Linked DNA regions of Homo sapiens: region 1 is linked to region 2. A link is a contact called in ENCODE Hi-C or POLR2A ChIA-PET data. All regions are on one chromosome and are shown on one strand. Each heading gives the region's core, a stretch centred on a gene start or an enhancer-like site at or near the end of the contact. The rest is flanking DNA. Distances are from core to core; before and after follow the strand shown.

Evidence for each region. Hi-C counts contacts between places; a loop is a spot of excess contacts on that map. ChIA-PET counts read pairs that join two places held with the same protein, here RNA polymerase II (POLR2A). Pooled maps may share reads with other maps.
Region 1: a loop to region 2 is called in a map of B cell, with 13 times the contacts of the local background. The contact joins the promoter of ARL2 here to the promoter of MAJIN in region 2. A Hi-C loop is called at or near these places in 7 of 168 maps with a recorded cell type or tissue (B cell, CD4-positive, alpha-beta T cell, MCF 10A and 4 more), 1 of 37 single-sample maps with no recorded cell type and 14 of 50 pooled maps. POLR2A ChIA-PET finds 5 or more read pairs at or near these places in 12 of 52 experiments (B cell, CD4-positive, alpha-beta memory T cell, Caco-2 and 9 more).

Annotation. Positions count from the first base shown.
Region 1 is chr11:65,011,114-65,016,876 of GRCh38, reverse strand. It overlaps ARL2 (ARF like GTPase 2), which reads right to left and starts at 2,717. Exons shown (of 5, transcript NM_001667.4): 1 at 2,605-2,717. The coding sequence starts at 2,669. ARL2-SNX15 (ARL2-SNX15 readthrough (NMD candidate)) reads right to left here and starts at 2,717. Exons shown (of 11, transcript NR_037650.2): 1 at 2,605-2,717. RefSeq lists a silencer at 2,111-2,870.
Region 2 is chr11:64,968,596-64,974,885 of GRCh38, reverse strand. It overlaps MAJIN (membrane anchored junction protein), which reads left to right and starts at 2,778. Exons shown (of 11, transcript NM_001037225.3): 1 at 2,778-3,009.

The DNA.
Region 1 (5,763 bases), core at 1,468-3,967, 42 kb before region 2:
CTGGTTCTGCTCCTCACCTGACTTCATCCTGGTACAACCGGGTTCTCTTCTCTGGCCACGCTCATCCCTGGGTGACCTCATCCAGGATCACAGCTTCAAATACCATCTCTATCCTGATAACACCCAAATGTGCACCTCCCACACACTGGACCTCAGTGCCTACATCCAGCTGCCTGCCTGACACTTCTGGGCTGTCTCGGAGGCATCTCACATGGCACACACAGGCACACACAGGGTTCTCATCTCCACCCTGAACCTGCTCCTCCCCCAGTCCTCTCCATCTCAGCAAATGGTTCCTCACCCTTCTAATTGCTCAGGCCAGAAACTTCCATGACCTCACTACTTCCATCCTGGTCCAAGCCACCATCCTATCTCGCCTGCGTCACTGCAGTGGCCTAACTGGTCTGCGATTCCTTCTCTCCACTGCACTTCTCACTGAAAGGGAAAACCAAAAACCAAAAGGCCCTAGGTGAGGGGGTTCCCAGTCAACGCTCCTCCTCCCCACTCCAGCCATACTGCCCTCCTCACCAGTCCTCTGAACACGCCAGTTAGTCCTCCCAGGGCCTCTGACTTGCTGTTCCCTTTGCTTTAAAGTTTCCCCCCCCCCCGAATTGCTATATGGTTCAACCCTCGCCTCCCTCATGTACTCAATTGTCATTTTTTTTTTTTTTAACAGAGTTTCGCTCTTGTCACCCAGGCTGGACTGCAATGGCGTGATCTCAGCTCACTGCAGTCTCCGCCTCCCGGGTTCTGGCAATTCTCTTGCCTCAGCCTCCCAGGTAGCTGGGATTAAAGGTGTCCACCACCACATCCAGCTAATTTTTGTATTTTCAGTAGAGACGGGATTTCACCATGTTGGCCAGACTGGTCTCAAAACTCCTGACATCAGGCGATCCATCCGCCCCGGCCTTTCAAAGTGCTGGGATTACAGGCATGAGCCACTGCGCCCTGCCATCATACAGTGGCCTTCTTTGACCACCCTAAATTGCATTATTCTCCATACCTATATACGTAGTGGGAGTTCATCCTGGAGCAGTATAAGGCCCTGTTCCCCAGAAGCATGGTCCAAAGCATGGCCCATATATATATAGTATGTATGGAGAATATATATATGTATAAATAGAGACAGAGTCTCACTATGTTGCCCAGGCTGGTCTCAAACACCTGGGCTCAAGCGAACCTCCCACCTCAGCCTCCCAAAGTGCTAGGGTTACAGGTGTGTGCCACCGCACCCAGCCTCTATTACATATTTTACTTACTTCCTGTGTTATCATCTTTCTACCCGCGGGCAACCCCCCCGCCACACACACACACACGCATTACAGAATTTCCATGAAGGTAAGATTTTTTAGTTTTATTACCCTGGGCACTAGGACAGTGTCTAGCACATATTAGGCACTCAATATTTATCAAATGAGTGAACTGTATGCTTTTCTTAGAGCTCTTTAAAGCAGACATGCGGCCCGGCGCAGTGGCTCACGCCCATAATCCCAACAGTTTGGGAGGCCAAGGCGGGTGGATCACTTGAGGTCAGGAATTCGAGAACAGCCTGACCAACAAGGTGAAACCCCGTCTCTACTAACAATATTTAAAAAAATAGCCGGGCGTGGTGGCGGGCACCTGTAATCCCAGCTACTTGGGAGGCTGAGGCAGGAGAATTGCTTGAACTCGGGGGGCGGAGGTTGCAGCGAGCTGAGATTGTGCCACTGCACTCCAGCCTGGGCAACAAGAGCGAAACTCCGTCTCAAACAAAACAAAATAAAACAGACATGGGCCGGACTCCGTGGCTCATGCCTATATTCCCAGAGTTTTGGGAGGCTGAGGCAGGAGGATCACTTAAGCCTAGAAGCTGGAGGCTGCGGTGAGCCTTGATTGTGCCACTGCACTCCAGCCAGGGCAACAGAGCAAGACCCTGTCTCAAAAAACAAAACAGTCATGATGTGATTATTAAGTTATATGTGCACGTAAGCGTCTTATCTCCCCAGCCATTCCCCCGCGGAGCCTGGCACAGAGCTGGGGGAACAGGTGCGGGCGCCTAACTGGACTCAGAAGGCGCACAGGGCGCACGGGACACTCGGGCCCACACACACACATCCTCAGCCGCAGGGACAACCACGGGCCGCGTAACACCAAAGAGACGGACTGTTGGATCCACGCTCGAAAGGATCCGCGGAGCCCACACGCGCCACCCGCCACCCCGCACGCCCCCGGGATTCGGAGCTCGAGGGCGGGGCCGGGGCCTGGAACCCTCGGGCCCGGGGGAGGAGATCAGAGCCGGGAGGGCAGCGGCCCCACGCTTGGGCCAGGCCGCCGGGTGGTGGCGTCCGAGTTATCTCCGGGACCCACCACCCCTGACACTCGGGCCGCCTAGCCCCGCCGCTGCGCCTGCAGGACCGCTTCTGCGGCCCTCGGAGCTGGCCCCTGCCCCAGTCCTGGGGTGCGGCTCCTCCCGGCCCGACGGGGCGATTGATGGGGCCCGCGTGGTGACGCCAGGGGCAGTTGGGACGCGCCGGCCGCCGCGTTCCGCTCCCGACAGGGGGCGCCCGGCACCGCCTGCCCGGCTGGACCCCGCCACCCTCGCGGTTCCGGCGTCCGGTAGGATACAGCATGAGCAGTCGCAGCTCCCGCTCTTTCTGCTTCATCTTCTTCAGAATGGTCAGGAGCCCCATGGTCCCCGGAGCCCCCTCCCGGCCGCCGTTTCTTCCCAGTCCCGGGACCCCGCTCCCGGTTCCTGTTGGCTATCACGCTCGCCGACGGCATAGTCGATTGGCCGGACGCTCGTTTGGTCCCGCCCTTGCCGCACGTGACCGCGAGGTCGCCCGCGCAGCTGCTGCGAGGGTCCCTCTAGCGGCGCGGGGGGTTTCTGTGCTGCCGCCCGCCCTGACGCTGCGCCTCCCGAGGGCTGAGGCTGGGGGAGCAAGGGCGACTCCCCCACCCTTTCCCCTGCCGGACTGGGGCTCTTGGCCGGAGCGGAAACCTTGAAGTTCCTGAGTTGCATCTTGGCTGCGTCTGACCTGAGAGTCAGAACCCAGGGCCCCCAGGTACGGACGAACTCATCCTGGGGCCAGTGTAGGCCCCCGTTCCCAGCAACACAGTCCAAATCCTGCTCATCTGGGCCCTCGGCATCATCCTCTGACAGAGCGGAAAGTTGGGCCTCCCCCTACCCGGCTCCGGTGGCTCTCAGTTCAGGGCGGCGGTGCCCCCTGGAGGCCGTTCGGAAACATGCGGGGCGTCCCTGGGTTCCAATGACGGAATTGCAGTCCCGCCCCAAAGGCTGCCCCCACCCAGAGGCCCAGCGTTTCCCTGTTCAGAAGCACAGTTCCTACTTTTGCAGATGGAAAAACTGAGGCCCAGATGGTGCTTAGCACAGTGGCTGGCATGTAGTAGGTGCTCAATAAATATTTGTTGTTGAATGAATGGCTTTGTCCAAGAGTTTCATTCTTTACTTTAGCGCTCAAGAAGTCCAGAAGAAGTGAGGAAATAGGTCAAGGACCAAGCCCTTTTGTAAACTCAGGAGACAGCCTTATTGCTGCAGGTAAGTGTGGATAGGCAGCACGGAAGAGCCTCTCTCATGCTTGGGAAAGAGCTGTCAGCACCAGCTGAGGACAATAGCTAACTCCTGTGTAACTGTTTGCAACGCACTTCACGTGTTCAGCTTCATCCTCCCTGCAACCCTGAGAGGTTTATATTCTTTTCGTAGCTATGATAATGGAATCCAGAGTGTTTAAGGAGCATGGGTGAGATTCAAACTCAGGTCTAGTAAATGGTAAAGCACAATGTCTTCATGCCTCCATGAAGTTTGCCTAGAGAGAGGTCTGGAAGAAGCTGGAGCTTCCCATCTTGCAGAAAGGGGCTTGTGGTCAGAGGAGGGCTGAACAGATAGGCTGCCTGAGTGGGACCCTTCGGTCAGCACCATTTACCCTCCATCACACACACACAAGGAAGAAAGTGAGCATATCGCCTACCCAGAGGCTTCGAAATGCAGCTAAGATCAAAATGGGAAATGCTGGCCGGGCGCCATGGCTCACGCCTGTAAACCCAGCACTTTGGGAGGCCGAGGCAGGTGGATCACGAGGTCAGGAGTTCAAGACCAGCCTGGCCAACATGGTGAAACCCCGTCTCTACTAAGAATACAAAAAATTAGCTGGGCGTGGTGGCGGCACCTGTAATCCCAGCTATTCGGGAGGCTGAGGCAGAGAATTGCTTGAACCCAGGAGACGGAGGTTGCAGTGAGCCGAGATTGTGCCACTGCACTCCAGACTGGGTGACAGAGTGAGACTCCGTCTCAAAAAAAAAAAAAAAAAAAAAAAAGAAATGTCTAGAGGTAGGAGCCTGCCATCCTGCTTCTAGGAGCCTGCACCACAGACATTCTGGCACTGCACAGGAACAACGAAGTTCACTGTGGCATGGTTTGGAACAGCAAGAAATTGGAAAAAACCTAAGTGCCTCCAGTGAGGGCAGGTTACCTGAGCCGGGGTAGGTGCATGTGAATTCATGAAGCCCTTAAAACAGTGAAGTGGGCCAGGCGCAGTGGCTCATGTCTAATCCCAGCACTTTGGAAGGCAGAGGTGAGTGGATTGCTTGAGCCCAGGAGTTCAAGACCAGCCTGGCCAACTTAGGGAGACTCCCATCTCTATAAAAAATACAAAAATTAGCCAGACATGCTCACTTCAACCCAGGAGGCGAAGGTTGCAGTGAGCTGAAATTGTGCCACTGCACTCCAGCCTGGGCGAAATTGTCTGTCTCAAAAAAAAAAAAAAAAATTAGGTGTAGTGGTGCACATCGGTAGTTCCAGCTACCTAGGAGGCCAAGGTGGGAACCAGGGAGGATAAGGCTGCAGTGAGCCGTGATCATGCCACTGCACTCTAGCTTTCATGACAGAGTTAGACCGTCTCAAAGAAACAGAAAACAGTGAGGTGGAGCTGTAAGATACCAGTGTGGAAAGATGTCCGCGCCATATTAAATGAAAAACAAAAACAAAAATTCAGTCCTCTTTTAGTTTTAAAAATAATATTAACTGGAAATATGCCCACTTAGCAATGTTTTTTAATCTATGAGATGCATTCCATTAAGGAAGTGGATTGTAAAATTAGTGTCACAAATAGGTTGAACTGTATGAAATTGCCCATATTTGACAGTTTTGATACACAGATGTATTTCAAATGGTTCAACCTAGTAGCATTAACAAAAATGAAATAGAATGAACAGAACTGAAAACATTACTACCTTTACCCACGTAGTAAAGCTAAGTAGCGTTTGGTGAAACATTTGTTTTAGATATTTATACAGATATGTGTACTTCTCACTGTGAATCACAGTCACAAAAGTTTGAAAATCAGGGCAATGAAGTTTGGGAGAACATAAAATTATTACCTTGGGTGTGTCTATATTTTCTTTTTTTCTTTGAGACAGAGTCTGGCTCTGTCACCCAGGATGGAGTGCAGTGGCACAATCCTGGCTCACTGCAACCTCTGCCTCCCAGGTTCAAGCTATTCTCCTGCCTCAGCCTCCTGAGTAGCTGGGATTACAGGCATGAGCCACCATGCGCGGCTAATTTTTATATTTTCAGTAAAGACAGGGTTTCACCATGTTGGCCAGCTGGTCACAAACTCCTGGCCTCAAGAGATTTGCCTTCCTCAGCCTCCCAAAGGGCTGGGATTACAGGTGTGAGCCACCGCACCCAGCCTCGGATTGTTTTATTTCCTACCAGTAGCATTGAAAGAACTTGTTCAAATGTCTGGCTTAAAGTCTTGCCTGTCCATG
Region 2 (6,290 bases), core at 1,529-4,028:
CAAAAAAAAAAAAGGGACCTGATCTTCTGGCTAGGGGGATTACAGAGGGCTTCTCAGAGGAGGTGGCATTTGGGCTGGGCCTTGAAGGATAAGTAAGAATAAGCAGGCAGAAAATGAAAATGAAAATGAAAATGAAGAAGCCAGGTTCCAGGAACTTTTTTTTTGCGGGGGGACTCGATGTGTCCCCCAGGCCAGACTGCAGTGGCATGATCACAGCTCACTGCAGCCTTGGACCCCTGGGCTCAAGCAATCCTCCCCCTCAGCCTCCTGAGTAACTGGGAATACAGGCATGCACTTCTATGTCTGGCTATTTTTTTTATTTTTTTGTGGAGATGGAGTCTTACTATGTTGCCCAGGCGAGTCTTGAACTCCTGGCCTCAAGAGATCCTCCTGTCTCCCAACGTGTTGGGATTACAGGTGTGAACCATCACGCCTGGCCTCAGGAACATATTTCTGAGACCAAAATCCAACTTTTAAGAGCATCTTATTGCTGTAGGGATAAATTCAAGTACCTCAAGTACCTCAGCACAAGCTTCTTCGTAGTCTAGCCCCTGTGTCTCCCCTCAACCATATCTCCTGCCACTCCACACCTGTTTCTTTCTTTTTCTTTTCTTTCTTTCTTTCTTTTTTTTTTTTTTTTTTTGAGATGAAGTTTCACATTTTTTGCCCGGGCTGGAGTGCAATGGTGCAGTCTCAGCTCACTGCAACCTCCACCCCCCGATTTCAAGTGATTCTCCTGCCTCAGCCTCCAAGTAGCTGGGATTAAGGTGCATGCCACCTTGCCTGGCTGATTTTGTGGTGTGTTTTTTGTTTGTTTTAGTAGAGACAGGGTCTCACCATGTTGGCCAGGCTGGTCTCAAACTCCTGACCTCAGGTGATCTGCCCGCCTCCGCCTCCCAAAGTGCTGGGATTACAGGTGTGAGCCACTGCACACGGCCACCTGTTTCTTATAGTTAAGTAACACTGAACTTCTTGGAGACAGACACACACACAGCATGCTATTTTTTGTTGCCAGGCTTTTGCCATGTGCTGGCTGGCTTGACAGATCTGGTATATGTGCTTTGAATTCTGTTGTCATCTGCGAGCGTTGCTGTTGAAATGTTCCAGTATGGCAGGCTAAGTCTGAATCCATACGAGTCTCTTTAGCACTGTAAATTGTTTCTGAGTTAGGGTATAGGTTTATTAATTCTCAAGAATCCCAAGGGCCCATAAAAAGGTGCTCAACGTTATTAGTCGTTAGGGAAATGCAAATTAAATCTATAACTAGATACCACTACACATCTATTAGGATGGCAAAAAATTTTTAACTGAAAATATCAAGTGCTGGCAAGGATGCAGAGCAATTCTCACACTCTGCTGACGGGAGTGCAGAATGGTACAGCCACTCTGGAAAACTGCTTCGCAGTTTCTTTCTTTCTTTTTTTTTTTTTGAGATGGAGCCTCACTCTGTAGCCCAGGCTGGAGTGCACTGGAGTGATCTCAGCTCACTGCAACCTCTGCCTCCCAGGTTCAAGCAATTCTCCTGCCTCAGCCTCCAGAGTAGCTGGGATTACAGGCACGTGGCCACCATGCCCAACTCTAATTTTCGTATTTTTAGTAGAGACGTAGTTTCACCATGTTGCCCAGGCTGGTCTTGAACTCCTGACCTCGTGATTTGCCTGCCTTGGCCTCCCAAAGTGCTGGGATTACAGATGTGAGCCACCGCGCCCAGGCCCCCACTCCCCCCGATTTTTTTTTCTTTTTTGAGACGGAGTTTTGCTCTTGTTGCCCAGGCTGGAGTGCAATGGTGTGATCTCAGCTCACTGCAAGCTCTGCCTCCCGGGTTCAAGAGATTCTTGTGCTTCAGCCTCCCGAGTTGCAGGGATTACAGGTGTGCCCCACCGTGCCTGGCTAATCTTGTTTTTGCTTTGTTTTGTTTGAGACGGAGTCTTGCTCTGTCGCCCAGGCTAGAGTCCAGTGGCGCAATCTCGCAAACTCGGCTCACTGCAAGCTCCGCCTACCGAGTTCACGCCATTCTCCTGCCTCAGCCTCCTGAGTAGCTGGGACTACAGGCGCCCGCCACCACGGCTAGTTTTTTGTATTTTTTGTTATTTTTAGTAGAGACGGGGTTTCACCGTGTTAGCCAGGATGGTCTGGATCTCCTGACCTCGTGATCTGCCCTCCTCGGCCTCCCAAAGTGCTGGGATTACAGGAGTGAGCCACCGCGCCTGGCTAAGCTTGTATTTTTACAAAATAGAGATGGGGTTTCACCACATTGGCCAGGTTGGTCTCAAACTCCTGACCTTAGGTTATCCACCCACCTTGGCCTCCCAAAGTGCTGGAATTACAGGCATGAGCCACCGCGCCCGGCCCTGTCTCTACTTTTAAAAATAAGATTTAAGGAAAAAAAGTGGGAGTGCGTGTGTGTGTGTGTATGTGTGTGTAACAGGTCTCGCTTGGTCGCCCCGGCTGGAGTGCAGTGGCGCGATCTCGGCTCACTGCAGCCTCGGCCTCCTGAGCTCAAGCGATCCTAAATTTGGGGCATTAATGCCTGCCGCAGAGCATATCGCCGAGGAATAAAGGAAGGTACCCTGCATAACGCCTAGCACACAGTAAGGACTCTGCAGTCGCTAGTTCCCGACGACACCACGCTAAAGCAGGCGCGAAATAAACAATGGGCTGGTAAATCCAGGAGGGACCTGAAGGCGCCAAGGCGTCCTCTCGGTGTCGACAATGAAATGCGCACGCGCAGACCGCGGCCAGGCCTTGGAGCTGCGCCCGAAGGGGCGGTGGGAAGCGCACTTGCGCGTGCGCAGAAGGCCTGGTGGGTGCGCGGCACGAGCCCCGAAGTTGCTTAGGAGCTGGCGAGCCAGTCCCTCAAAACGACTTCGTTCGAGGTTGGCGCCCGCCTTTTTCAGAGAGCACTTCTTAGTGGGTATTCCGTCCGGGGCCACTTTTCTGAGGCCGAAGGACCCCTAGTCAGTGTGTGAGACATAGCCTGGCCGAGCCTGGGAACCACCTGGGGCTGAGGTAACGGCACACGACGGCCCGGGCCCTCGGGAAGTTGTCTTTGCGTTTCTGTTTATTTCTGAGGGAAGTTTCCGGGCCGGGCTCCACCCTCCGCCGCCGAAGTGCAGTCCCCCCTGCCCCCTGAGGTCCCTTTCTCAGCGCCGGGCTCTCGGGACACCCAGCAAGCTCGCCCAGGGTGCAGGCCGTGCCACTGCAGGGCTCCCACGGGGAGGCCGCGGGACCGGAGCGCGGGTCGCAGGCCGGGAGCGTGCGAGGTAGACCGGGGGGCTCCAGGCCTCTGTCCCCTCCTTCGGGCGAGTGACCGGCACACAGTACGGGGACCCTGCTGTCGTCCGCCGACTCCAGAGACTGCCCTTTCCCCACTCCACACCCAGCGCTTCACCCTCCTCCTCCTCCTCCTTCCCCGCCCCCCCGCAACTTCCTCCGTCCTTTTTTTTTTTTTTTTTTTTGAGGCGGGGTCTCGCTCTGTCGCCCAGGCTGGAGTTCAGTGGGGGCGATATTGACTCACTGCAACCTCCGCCTCCTGGGTTCAAGCGATTCTCCTGCCTCAGCCTCCTGAGTAGCTGGGATTACAGGCATGCGCCGCCACTCCTGGCTAATTTTTGTATTTTTGTAGAGATGGGGTTTCACCATGTTGGCCAGGCTGGTCTTGAACTCCTGACCTCAAGTGATCCACCCGCCTCTGCCTCCCAGAGTGCTGGGATTGCAGGTGCCCGCCACCATACCCGGCTAATTTTGGTGTTTTTAGTAGAGACGGTTTCACCATGTTGGCCAGACTGATCTCGAACTCCTGATTTCAGGATATCCACCCGCCTCGGCATCCCAAAGTGCTGGGATTACAGGTGTGAGCCGCTTTGCCCGGCCACACCCCACCTTCTTACCACAGACTTTCCCCAGGAACTAAAGTGCTCCTCTGGTCTATACCCACCCTCCAACCCCAGCCTAGCTGTTGCCATGAAAACAAGATTTTTTCCACTGAAACATTTCCTGTCACATCATGTCTTGATTTGAATGAGTTTCTGGCTTTCAAATGCCCGATTGCACCTTGCAAGTAAATATGAGTCATGGCACTGAGATCTCTGTGCCACTCCCCAGAGCCTTGATTGAATCTTGGCATCTGGGCAAGTGGGCAGAAAGATGCCAGCAGGTATACTTTGCCGAACATCCTTTTCTTTTTCTTTCTTCTTTTTTTCTTTTTTTTAAGACAGTGTGGGCCAGGCACGGTGGCTCATGCCTGTAATCCCAGCACTTTGGGAGGCTGAGGCAGGTGGATCACAAGGTCAGGAGATGGAGATTATCCTGGCCAACATGGTGAAACCTGGTCTCTACTAAAAATACAAAGATCAGCCGGGTGTGGTGGCAGGCTCCTGTAGTCCCAGCTACTTGGGAGGCTGAGGCAGGAGAATCGCTTGAACCCAGGAGGTGGAGGTTGCAGTGAGCCAAGATCGCACCATTGCACTCCAGCCTGGGCAACAGAACAAGACTCCGTCTCAAAAAAAAAAAAAAAAAAAAAAAGACGGAGTCTTGCTCTTGTCCCCCAGGCTGGAGTGCAATGGTGAGATTTGGGCTCACTGCAACCTCTGCCTGCTGGGTTCAAGCGATGCTCCTGCCTCAGCCTCTCAAGTAGCTGGGATTACAGGTGTCTGCCACCACACCTGGCTAATTTTGTATTTTTAGTAGAGATGGGGTTTCACCATGTTGGCCAAGCTGGTCTCGAACTCCTGACCTCAGGTGATCCACCCACTTTGGCCTCCCAAAGTGCTGGGATTACAGGCAAGTGTCACTGCGCCTGGCCCATCCTTCACTTTTTTGAACTCTAGTTCCTTCATGTATGTATCTGCAGGTAGGAAGCCAGTTTCCAGCAGTCTTATCTAGAATCTCTCTTTGGCTATCTCATTGGCATCTCAAACTTCAGCATCTCCAGATACAGACTCAACATCTTGCCTTCAAAAATTTACTTTCCAAGGCTCCTGTTTTCAGAAAATGGTGCTTTTACCTCTTCAGTTAGTTGCTCAAGCAACCAGGAGTCATCGCTCTCCCTCACCTTATCAAGTCACCAGGTCATTACTGAGGGAGGAGAATCGCTTGAACCCGGGAGGCAGAGGTTGCAGTGAGCCAAGATCGCACCACTGCACTCCAGCCTGGGCAACAGAGTAAGACTCCGTCTCAAAAAAAAAAAAGACAGAGTCTTGCCTGCCTCAGCTTCCTGAGTACCATCTTCCAAATCAGTTCACCTTTTGTCATCTTCACTTTTATCACTGTAGACCTGGCTACTGTCAGCTTCTGCCTTGAGCCGCAGGAGGCTCCTAGCTGGTCTCCTTTCATCTGTTCTTGTTCCGGGTTGTTTCCCACATTGCAGCCAGGAGGGATTTTTTTTTTTTTTTAAGTCACAGCCATCTGGTCATGTCGTTTTTTTTTTTTATTATACCCTTCAGTGCCTTCTGATTGCTCTGACAACAGATTCCACAATCTGTAACCTGGCTTATAAGGAAGGCCCTCATCCCTTCTCTATAATTTCTTCCTGGATGATCTCATCATCTATTCCAGTAGTTTCACATACCATCTAAACACTGGTGACTCAAATGTATATTTCCGTTCTGATTTCTGTCCCTTACACACTAGGAGACTGCCTCCTCGGTATATCCACTTGGATGTCTCATAGGCCTCTTAGACTTAAAACACAACTACTAATTTTCACTGCTCCCTCCCACCCCAAATCTCTTTCCCTAGAATTATTCCCCATCTCAGTAGAGTATGTACCATTGTCTACCTAATTGCAAAGGCAAAAAAATCTGAGAGCCATCCTTGATTCCCACATCTAGTCCGTTAGTTAGTCTAAAGTATATCTCAAATCTAACTATTTATTAATTTCTAAAATCCCAAGTCCAAATCAGCAGCATCTTTCTCCTGGACGACTACAGAAGCTTCTTAACTGGTCTCCCTATTTCTCCTCCTGTCCCCTTACAGTTCATCTTCCTTTCAGTCACCAGATATTTAGATATTTTGGACCAAGCTTGGTGGCTCATTCTTGTTTTTTTTTTTTTTGAGACAGAGTCTCGCTCTGTGGCCCAGGCTGGAGTGTAGTGGTGCGATCTCGGCTCACTGCGAGCTCCACCTCCTGGGTTCGTGCCATTCTCCCACCTCAGCCTCCTGAGTAGCTGGGACTACAGGCACCCGCCACCACGCCCAGCTAATTTTTTTTTATTTTTAGTAGAGATGGGGTTTCACCATTCACAGGATGGTCTCGATCTCCTGACCTCATGATCCGCCCGCCTCAGCCT